2 separate regions of the Homo sapiens genome follow, and region 1 is linked to region 2. Evidence: read pairs that join two places in POLR2A ChIA-PET (ENCODE). Cell type or tissue: PC-3. All regions are shown on one strand. Links, peaks and the distances in the headings refer to the core of each region. The heading gives the core; the rest is flanking DNA.

What was found. ChIA-PET counts read pairs that join two places held together with the same protein. Peaks named below come from ENCODE experiments on the same cell type or tissue, not always from the same donor. Only the 100,000 strongest peaks of a DNase experiment are listed, where the experiment ranks them.
Region 1: POLR2A ChIA-PET joins it to region 2 with 6 read pairs; 4 of 35 experiments call an interaction of 5 or more read pairs at or near these places.

The regions. Positions count from the first base shown.
Region 1 is chr5:147,794,580-147,799,968 of GRCh38, reverse strand. No RefSeq gene overlaps it. Among named protein-coding and RNA genes, the nearest start is that of JAKMIP2, 15 kb to the right of the region's middle. In PC-3, for the core only: no CTCF peak of the experiment used is centred there; DNase peaks (open chromatin) are centred at 2,868 and 3,238; H3K4me3 peaks cover 963 bases; H3K27ac peaks cover 1,977 bases.
Region 2 is chr5:147,850,228-147,855,616 of GRCh38, reverse strand. It overlaps the pseudogene LOC100288484. Among named protein-coding and RNA genes, the nearest start is that of SPINK1, 21 kb to the right of the region's middle. In PC-3, for the core only: no CTCF peak of the experiment used is centred there; no DNase peak of the experiment used is centred there.

The DNA.
Region 1 (5,389 bases), core at 191-5,190, 56 kb after region 2:
AAATAATTACATCAAAATTTGGTCAACAATGCAAATTGTTGCTGGACCAGGGCCAGGGCTAAGATGATACCCCAGGCATTCAAAAACTCAGCTGAGTACTCCTGTCACATATGAACCATGAAGAAGGACCTGCAGAGTCAAAGGGAGAAAACATACATCTCATCTCCTATCTCTTCTAGTGTCTGCTTTACTTATTTACTCTTAACTGTGTGCATTTTCTTTATTCAGTCATTTATTGGTTGGCTTTATCCTCTTGGGGGAGTTAACCAATTACAGAAACAAAACTTTTATTTTATCTGATTAGAATCAGATTATGCATTTTGGTAGAAATACCTCAGAAGTGATGCTGTGTCCTTTTGAGTGCATGATGTTAAGGAGACACAGGGCCAGGCGTGGTGGCTCACGCCTGTAATCTCAGCACTTTGGGAGGCTGAGGCAGGCAGATCACCTGAGGTCGGGAGTTCAAGGCCATCCGGGCCAACATGGGGAGACCCCGTCTTTACTAAAAATACAAAAATTAGCCTAGTGTGGTGGCATGCACCTGTAGTCCCAGCTACTCAGGAGGCTAAGGCAGGAAAATCACTTATCACTTGAACCCAGGAGGCAGAGATTGCAGTGAGCCAAGTTCATGCCACTGCACTCCAGCCTGGGCGACAGAGTTAGATTCTGTCAAAACAAACAAACAAACAAACAAACAAAAACAAAAAAACAAAGAGAGAGAGATATATAGGATGTCTGTTCATTCTACTCTTGGTGATGTTAACTTTGATCACTTGATTAGAGAGATACAGTAGCCCCCTCTATCCCCTAATCTGGGGGATATGTTCCAACAGCCTCAGTGGATGCCTAATGCTGCAGAAAGTACTGAACCCTATATATGGGCATACTTTAGTGAAGTTACAGGTTTGGTCCAGACCACAATAAAGTGAATATCAGAATAAAGCAAGTCACAGGAATTTTTTTTGTTTCCCAGTGCGTATAAAAGTTATGTTTACATTGTACTGCAGTCTATTAAGTGTGCAATAGCATTATGCCTTAAAAAAACAATGCGCATAGCTTAATTTAAAATATTTTGTTGCTAAAAAATGCTAATGATCATCTGAGCATTCAGGAAGTCATAATTGTTTGCTTGCCTCGATACTGATGCTGCTGACTGACCAGGGTGGGAGTTGTTGAAGGCTGGAGTGGTGTGGCAATATTTTAAAGTAAGACAACAGTGGAGTCTGCCACAACAATCGACTCTTCCTTTTATGAAAGATTTCTTTATAGCCACCAATGTTGTTTGAAAGCATTTTACTCACAATGGAACTTCTTTCAAAATTGTAGCCAATCCTCTCAAACCCTGCCACTGCTTTATCAACTAAATTGATGTAATACTATAAATGCCTTGCTGCTATTTCAACAAGGTTCACAGCATCTTCACCAGGGGTAGTTTTCATTTCAAGAAACCACTTTTCTTTGGTCATCGATAAGATGCAACTCCTCGTCCTCATCTGTGAAAGTTGTATCATGAGATAGCAGGAATACAGGCACATCTTCAGAGTCTACTTCTAATTCCAGTGCTCTTGCTATTTCCACCATAACTGCAGTTATTTCCTCCATTGAAGTCTTGAATCCTCAAAATCATTCATAAGGGTAGAATCAAGTTCTTCAAAACTCCTACTAATGTTGATCTTTTGACTTCCTTCCATGAATGTCGAATGATCTTCATGGCATCCAGAATAATGAATCCTTTCCAGGAGACTTTCACTTTACACAGATCCTTCCCAAGAATCACTATCTATGATAGCTATAGCCTTGTGAAATGAATTAAATAATAAGACTTGAAAGTCAAAATGACTCCCTGAACCATAGGTTGAAAATGAACATTATGTTAACAATCATGAAAAACAACGTTAATCTCCTTGTACATCTTCATCAGAGCTCTTGGGTAACTGGGTACCTTATTAGTGAGTAGAAATATTTTGAAAGGGATCACTTTTTTGAGCAGTAATTCTCAATATTGGGTTTAAAATATTCAATAAACCATGCTGTAGACAGAAGTGCTGTCATTCAGGCTTTGTTGTTTCATTTGCAGAGCATAGGCAGAGTAGATTTGGCATCATTCTTTAAGTGCTCCAGCATTTTCAGAGTGGTAAATGAACCCTGGCTTCAATTTCAGGTCACAGCTGCTGTCCCCTAACAAGTCAGTTTGTCCTCTGAAGCTCGGAAGCCAGGCACTGACTTTTCCTCTTTAGGATGTTCTAGATGGTAACGTCTTCTAATAGAAGGCTCTTTTGTCTGCAATGAAAATCTGTAGTATAATATGGCCACCTTCATCAATGATCTTAGCTAGTTAGATCTTCTGAGTGGTTTCCTGCAGCTTCTACATAAGCCCTTGCTGTTTCACTTTGCACTTTTCTGTTATGGAGATGGCTTCTTTCCTTAAACCTCATGAACTAACTTCTGCTAGCTTCCAACTTTTCTTCTGTAGCTTTCTCACCTCTTTCAGCCTTGTAGAATTGAAGACAGTTAGGGCCTTACTCTAGATTAGGCTTTGGCTTAAGGGAATATTGTGGCTGGTTTTATCTTCTATCCAGACCACTCAAACTTTCTTCATAATAACATAACAGTAATAAGGCTGTTTCACTTTCTTATCATTTGAATTTTCCTCAAGCACTTTTCCTTTGAATTCACAACTTGGCTAACTGTTTGGCATAAGAGAACTAGCTTTAAGTCTATCTTGGCTTTTGACATGCCTTGCTCACTACGTTTAATCGCTTAAGTAGAACAAGTTACTTGAACACAAAGACTGCAATACCGTCACAGTTGATCTAATAACTGAGAGAGCTACTACGTTACTAACAGGCAGGTAGTGTATACAGCGTGAACATGCTGGACAAAGGGATGATTCATGTCTCAGGTGGAACAGAGTAGGAACATGAGAGATTTCATCATCGCACTCAGAATGGTGCACAATTTAAAACTTAGGAATTATTTATTTCTGTAATTTCTAACTTGATATTTTTAAACTGCAATTGATTGCAAGTAATAGAAACTGTGTGAAGCAAAACTAAGGATAAGGGGGAATTCTGGTACCAACTAGGTTTCTTCACTGTAAAGTTATTCCTTTTCCCCTTGTAAAGAATGGGAGGGGGACCTTGTAGAGATATAGTCTGACACTCCATAAATATCCTCTTCCTCATCAAACATTTACCCATTAGTTTTAGCATTGATGATTCATCCTTAGAATATTACTATGATGTTTGCTAAATGCTGATTTCCCAAATGATGGATCATTCCTTTTATAGTTATGAGTTGGCATTCTGCTGTAAGAAAAAGCTTTCCTCCCTGTTTATTTCATTTTATTTATTTATAAAAGAATGGAATCATGGATTCTAATTTTATTATATGAATTACATTCCACTACTATTATTAATCTTTTGATGCCCAAACTCTTTCAGATTTTGTGAATGCCACTCCTTTCAAGCTGGTTCCTTTGACTTTTGAAGTATTTCCATCTTTCTTTAAGTACTTCTTTACTTTCTACAACAGCAAGATGTTCCAGGCTCATTTTATCTTTATTGCCACAGATCTGGAATCAGCCATTTTGTCCAATGAGTCCTGATTTATTTTCTTTTAATGAAGTATGACCTTTAGAATTCATGCTCTGGATATTGTTGTGTCATTGCTACCAGGCCCTCTGAGCAGACAGATCTGGCATATACATGTCAGCAATCTCACTCTCTCTCGCTCGCTTTCTCTCTTCCTCCTGCACCCCCCCATCTCACTACCAACTTTTGTTCACACATGCAACCTATGAGTATCTGTTCCTCCACAACCTCATCAACAGAAGCTATTTTTATAATAATCTGATCTTATAAGACAATTCCCAATGATCTGTTCTAGTCATGAAGACCAGACTCACATGGATCTAGGAAGAGACAGCATTCACTGCGCCACATAAAAGTGGAGGCACAGGGTGACTAGATGTCACCAAAGGGCTCCCCTCAGTGTGGCAACCTATGAGTGAAGTTCCGCCTGTAGCTTTTAAGAGAAGGCAGGCTAAGTGTTTCCCAGTAAACTTTGTCCATCTGCCCAAATGTATATGGGAGACATAAAAAGAAGGGTCAGCGCAAATCAGATTACAAATTCTAAGACAGACATGAAGCCTTGTCTCAAAGACTGGTCCCTGATAATAAGCTTTGGATTATTGACACTTCTTCTAAGCACATCTAGGGTACTCAAAGGTGGCTCAATGAAAAAAAAAATCTCCCTTTAAAGACTGCATCTTAAAATTTTGCCACAAAGAAAATTTAGAGTGGGAATGGATCTTGGAGAGATGAAAATGTATATGATAAAAGCAAATGGTTCTATTATTCCTCTGTGGCCTGTCTTCAGTGAGATGATTCTTGACTACAGTAAAGGTCCTGTGAGAAGGCATGATCTGAAAAGATCCTGGCCTTGATGGTTAGACTTATAAAGTTCTGGGGACAGTGTTGGGAGAGGTGAGACTGAGCATTTCATTGATGAACTTTTAATTGAAGCAAAACTGGAGAAAAGATTTAAATGAGATGTCTTCTAAAGCCTTTTCATTGGGGAAGAAAGGTGCAGTTCTAGTTTCCAGTTGCAGTTCTCATCCACATCCAACTGCAGTTCCCCAAAACTGAGGGTTTTACGGAAATCCTGATGACAGTCATGGAGCCACTTCTCTACTGAAGGTGTGGATGGAGGAGGGGACGGTAGGAATATCAGTGACACATTACTCACATACATGTTAAAGGAAAAGGAGAGGAATAGCATTAGGATTCCCCTTTAAGTTTGGTCCCTCAAACTAGTCCCTGGATTAAGAAATTACTATGAATTATCTTAGTAAGACATTACTAAGAATTATCATGTACTTGGAATTGTTAGTCTCAATCATCTTCATTTTCTCATCCTCTGTTTTATACAGGGGTTTCTCTGATCTGAAAATAGGGTGTCAAGTGGAGGAAAGTATGAAGGTTGAGGACACTGAATGAAGCACAGAATTAGTTTGTAATAGATTAGTTAAGGCTTAGATTTTTTTAAAAATGGGAAGCACAAGAGATGTTAGTAGCCTAAGCCTGAAGCTGCTTTATCTTGGTCTCATACAATCTGCTTCTAAAATCTCATTTATAGCACCTTACTCAGGATAATCTGTGGGACAGAGCTCAAAAAACAGAATTTAATATTTATTACAACCTTTGATTCAAGAAATAGGAGACATTGTTATTATGATCTATAAAAGACCAGGCCTTTGACTTGGTCTAATTCAGTCACAGAGGCTGTAATTAGGTATAAATTATTCTTTCTAAGTCTGATATCTCATACTTAGATCTAGGACATGAAGATTTCTCCTTCAGGGAAGGTACATAAAGCAAATATACTC
Region 2 (5,389 bases), core at 169-5,168:
AAATATATTTCATTTAATACTTAAATTCAGATTTACGTTCATATATTTGTATTCAACATTTACCTCCAACACTATCCTTTCCCCTGTCTTGCAATTTTAAAACTTCACTCACTCTTTGTTCCTCCCACAAAGTTGCCCCTCTCATCATTGAGGAAGCATCCACTTCTGACTTTCTGCACATGGGGGAGATCCCTCACCATCACAACCAAGCCATAAACAGACAGGAGCTCTCTGAGCATCAGTTTTCTCATCTACCACAGTGTCCCATGCGGACGGCCTTTCCAAATACTATTTAATAATATTGCATCCTAATAATGTCCAACTATTTTAAACCAAATCGTAAATCACACATTTGTATTATGCTTTCTGGTTGTCCAATTACCTTTATTTACTGGGTTTATTTAAGCTTCAGAGGAATATATACGGATTTTATAGCTAAAGCTCAATTAGATTAAGCTCATTTTACAGACTGGTCTCACAGTTTAGACTCAACACTAAGCCTACAAAGTTCAATCATCTCATTGCCGTCTGTGATTAAGCAACCACCCTTTCCGTTTCCACAGGGGATCCTCTGACGTGGTTTTTACAAAATCCTATCATCACACCCTTCTGATTCCAAAGTACAGAATAGTGAAGGGGTTAAACCTGCTCTATAATAAGCACTCCATAAATATTAGCTGTTGCTGTTGTAATTAACGTCAAGCTTTACTATGCTCATGCACTTTTAAATTGTCTTTATATTTGTTTCAAAATCTTAGACATAAATTTCATCAAAGATGAGGTCACATTTCCTAAAGTCTTAATTATCCGGACCAGTGATCACTGAACTTCAAGGCCCTGATGAATAAAAATTGTTTGTATCCCAAGCTCCCTCCCTAAAAGAATTCTAGGCGTTTAGACAAACCTCAACACGAGCCCCCAGGTTCCTCCTTTCGACTGTATTACTTAGGTCCTAGCACAGAGACTTCACCAGTCTGATAACTGACACAGATGCCTTCAGAGTCCCTTGGCCCCATAGATTCAAAAGCCTCCAAAATGGATTTGGCTGCTATAAAACCCCAGCAGGGAAGCAGAGCTCCAAGCTGGTGAAGGTGAGTGTGTGGGGTTCCACTACTGAGAGAGGCATAGGCAGGTTTCACAGTTGTCTGGGGGTGGCCATTTGGGGCCAGATGAAGGGTGAAAAGTTGGGAAGAGATTGTGCAAGAAGAGGAAAACTTCACTTAAATAAGTAAGCATCTAAAACAAGGGAAATAACTGGTTCCTTCAAGAAAAAGGATTCTGCTTTATATAACTCTTGATTCTATAATTTATACTCACAGGTATCATCTCATTGAATCTTTATCCTTTATCAGCACTATAATAATTAAACAAGTGTTTATGGAATGTTAATATAAATCAAATGTGGTGCATGAAACAAAAATTAGGATAGTAATGATGGTATCAATAAAAAGAATAATAACCAACATGCTGGGTGTTTTTGATGTATCAGATATATTTCTAAATATTTCACTGAAATATTTCCTTATATTACCACAACAACCCTCTGAGGTATGTATTAATATTATATATTGCTTTTAAAAATTAAGGCTGTAAAGCTCAGAGAGGGTAAATGCCTTGCCTAAGGTATTTAGTGGTAGAAGTAGAATAAGCTGTGACTCCTGAGATAGATATCAAAGCAACCATTTCTAATATGCAGGCAAGACTGCTAGAATTAAACAGACATCCGGTGCTATGAACAAACAGAGAAAGAAGCAAGTAAGTCTACTAGGATGTGTGTGTGCAAGATTTCACCAACAGAAAATGGTGGAGGGGAAGGCATTCTAGGTAGCGAGAACAGCATAAACAAAAGCAGGCATTAGGTAGAATTGAAGACTGGCCCCACACATTGAGGAACTTAAAAATTGAAACAGGAAAATAGGACAGAAACAGATAGCAATGCCAACAATATGCAGCAGGCATTTCCCATAAGGAAATGAGAAAACAATAATTCATATGGGTTAGACAATAATTCATGTGGCCCCTAAATGCAGCTGACGTGACCATCTTCCCTTAAGAGAGTTTGGAGGGTCAGTCACCAGGAGAGATCCCACTTCCTCCAGGGTGGACACCCACCTCCTGATGTCCTTTACCCATAAAAAAGAGCATTGTAATGAGGTGAGGAAAAGATAAGATTTGGTTTCAGGAGGTTTGGGTTCAAGAACCAGGTCTGCTAGTTCCTAAGGCAGTGAGCTACAGCTCAAAGAAAACAACCTTTTTCAGTCTTTGCTTTCATATATGTCAAAAATCACTTCAATAATAAAACATTTGTCTTACGTAGCTAACATGGCATTTTGGAAATTATTAAATAGTGTGAAGCACAGGAAAGCCCTTTTGTAAACTAAATTAAAAATACGAATATGAGCCCCCCTTCAGCCCATTGAAGGAGGAATATACAGTAAAAAGAAAAAAATCAGGTAAAGTATATGAATTTTTAATTAAGCAGAACTAACGTCAAAATTCATTTCTGCTTTTTTACTGCTGAATGTTTGATTTTCAGTAATTTAGTAACCTCCCTTTACCTTAGTTTTCTCATTCATAATAATTCTTTTCCATATGACAGATTTGTTATGGGAAATAAATTAAATGCAATATATGAACAGAACATTGGACTCCTAGTAGCTGCTTAATTCATGATATGCAATATATGGAACATAGCTAGCATAGTGGCTGGCATAGAATAAGTGGTGAAAACTGTGGTTAAGAATATGGATAAGAAAACAAGAAGAGGAGGAAGAGGAGCAAGAGCACATGGGGGAGGAGGAGGAATATCACCAACAGAGAATGGCACATCCTAAAGCAGGGACATGAAAGCTGTCTGCAGTCATCATAAGAAAGGAAGTGGTGATAATTTAAGCAGTTTATGTAGTTTGAAAGTTTGAGCCTAAATATACCTTGGCTATTTTTAGGTAGCATGGAGAATGTGTCTGCATTGTCACTGTTGACTGTGGAGAGTCCCACGTCCATGTTTGACTATTGTGATGACTCTTTGGAGAGGGTCAAGTCTGCTCTTGACATCTTTTCCATGATCATCTACACAGTGACTTTCTTCCTAGGCTTGGCTGGCAATGGCCTTGTCATTTGGGTAGTTGGATTCCACATGTCCTGCACAGTCAACACGGTGTGGGTGGTACCTCAACCTGCCCGTGGCTGACTTCATCATCATCTTCCCACTGCTTCTCCAGCTGGTTATGGTAGCTCTGTAACCCTTTGGCCAGCTGCTCTGTAAACTCAATAGCACCATGTCTATTTTTAACTTTCTGGCCAGTGTCTTCCTTCTGACCCTCATCTCCATGGACCACTGACTTGTGATCCTGTGGCCAATCTAGTCCTGGAACAATTGCACACCAGCAAAGGCAACTCTGGGGCCCTTGAGGACCTGGCTTTTGGCAATTTGTTTCTCTGTTCCCTACTTGATCTTCAAGGAAACTCGTGGTGGAAAGTGTCACCCTCTTTGTACAACCAGTATGATCTGCAGAATGAAACTCAAGGAAGTCACCAACTTTGGAAAGAGATTATCATTCCATGGCACCAAACGCTGGTCACAACAGCCCACTTTTTCTTTGGCTTCTTTCTCCCTCTGGCTATCATCACTGGCTACTACATCCTTGTAGCCTTGAAGTTAAGAGAAAGGCAGCTGGTTAAGTTTAGCTGACCCTTCCAGGTCCTTGCGACTGTGGTAACCACCTTCTTCCTCTGCTGGTTGCCCTTGCAAGTGTCCCTGTGGCTGGACTTCACATCATTTCGGGAAGACAGAGAGGGCCTGAACCAGGTGGCCTTACTCCTAAGACCCCTGGCCTTGTCTATGGCCTTTATCAACAGCTGTCTCAATCCAGTTCTCTATGTCTTCATTGGGCATGATTTCTGGGAGCACTTGCTCCACTCCCTGCTAGCTGCCTTAGAACGGGCACTTAGTGAGGAGCCAGATAGTGCCTGAATCCCAGCTCCCAGGCAGATGAGTCCTTTATAACATGACCCAATTTCCTACTCCATTTTCCCACCACTCAATCCTCTTCCCAAACAGCTCTACCATAATCCAACATCCAACAGAATTTAAGAGAATAAACCACAACTTTTAAGTGAGCTCTATGTGCTAGGTCATGTTTTAGAATACAACCTTAAGTGCCTGGAAGATGGAGGCAAGAAACAAACAAGGTCTCATTCTTTAGAGGAAGACAGTTCACCAAGACTCAAACAGAAAAAAAGATAGTTATCTTGTGACAAAACAAGTCATAAAATTGGGTCAGGACCTGCAGCAATGACTTTATGCTAGAATCCAGAGCACTAGCAGGAAACTGCTTAAATTTTACTTAATCAAAGTCAAGTTTGGACATACGTGTCAGGTAAAACCTAGCAGAGATGAGCTACCTTGATTTTAAAACTTCAAGGGATAGCTCAATGTCATCAAGATCCTTTTGATGACTTGAGGTTAATAGGATGTTTTTGAACCAAGGAACTTGAAAAATGGGCCAACACTCTGCTTCTGTGTATGTTACATGCTAAGCACTTGGTGAATGTGTAATGAGGAAAAGGAGTGGGGTAAAAATTAGCAAGAAACCTCAGTCGTGCCCAACATTAAATGAACCTTTATCAATGGGTATCAATGGGTACAAAGTTACAGTTAGGAGAGATAATTCTCATGCTCAGTTGCAAAGCAGTGACTGTACTCAACAATAATGTATTATAAGTTAAAATAGCTAGAAAAGAGGAGTGTTGAGGTGATGGATATGGTATTTACTCTGATTTTATTGTCATTTTATATATATATATATATATATATATATACACACACACATATACATATATATAAACATCACACTGCACCCCATAAATAGGTACAATGATTATGAGCTAATTAAAAACAAAAGAAAACTTGTTTTTTAAAAAAAGAACCTTTCGTTGTAGTCCATGGGCATGTTTCAAAATCTCAATGCATGTTCTTGCACACACACACACACACACACACACACACACACAATTTTTAACAATCTTTATAAATATAAGGATTGTAAATCTACTGTTCATTTTTCTCTAATAGGAGTAATTCTTTGCATTCTGGAAATGGTCCTGGTTCGAAGCCCAGAGTTACTAAGGAGGTACTCCGCAAAAGATAAATGGTAAAGATGCATTTTCCTTCTAAATTCAAGGTTCCTTGACAGTTTTAACTCTCCACCTCCCAGGCTTACTTGGGACACTAATGTATATTATGAAAGTGGCTGCCATCTGGCTGCCTGAAGTAGACTCAGAAGCTGGAGTCACCACCCCTTCCATCTTACAGCAGGTAGAAGAGGAGTCAGCTCCCATTCTTTCTTGTCCCAACCCATAAATAAAGGGACAGTGATAGACTTCCCCT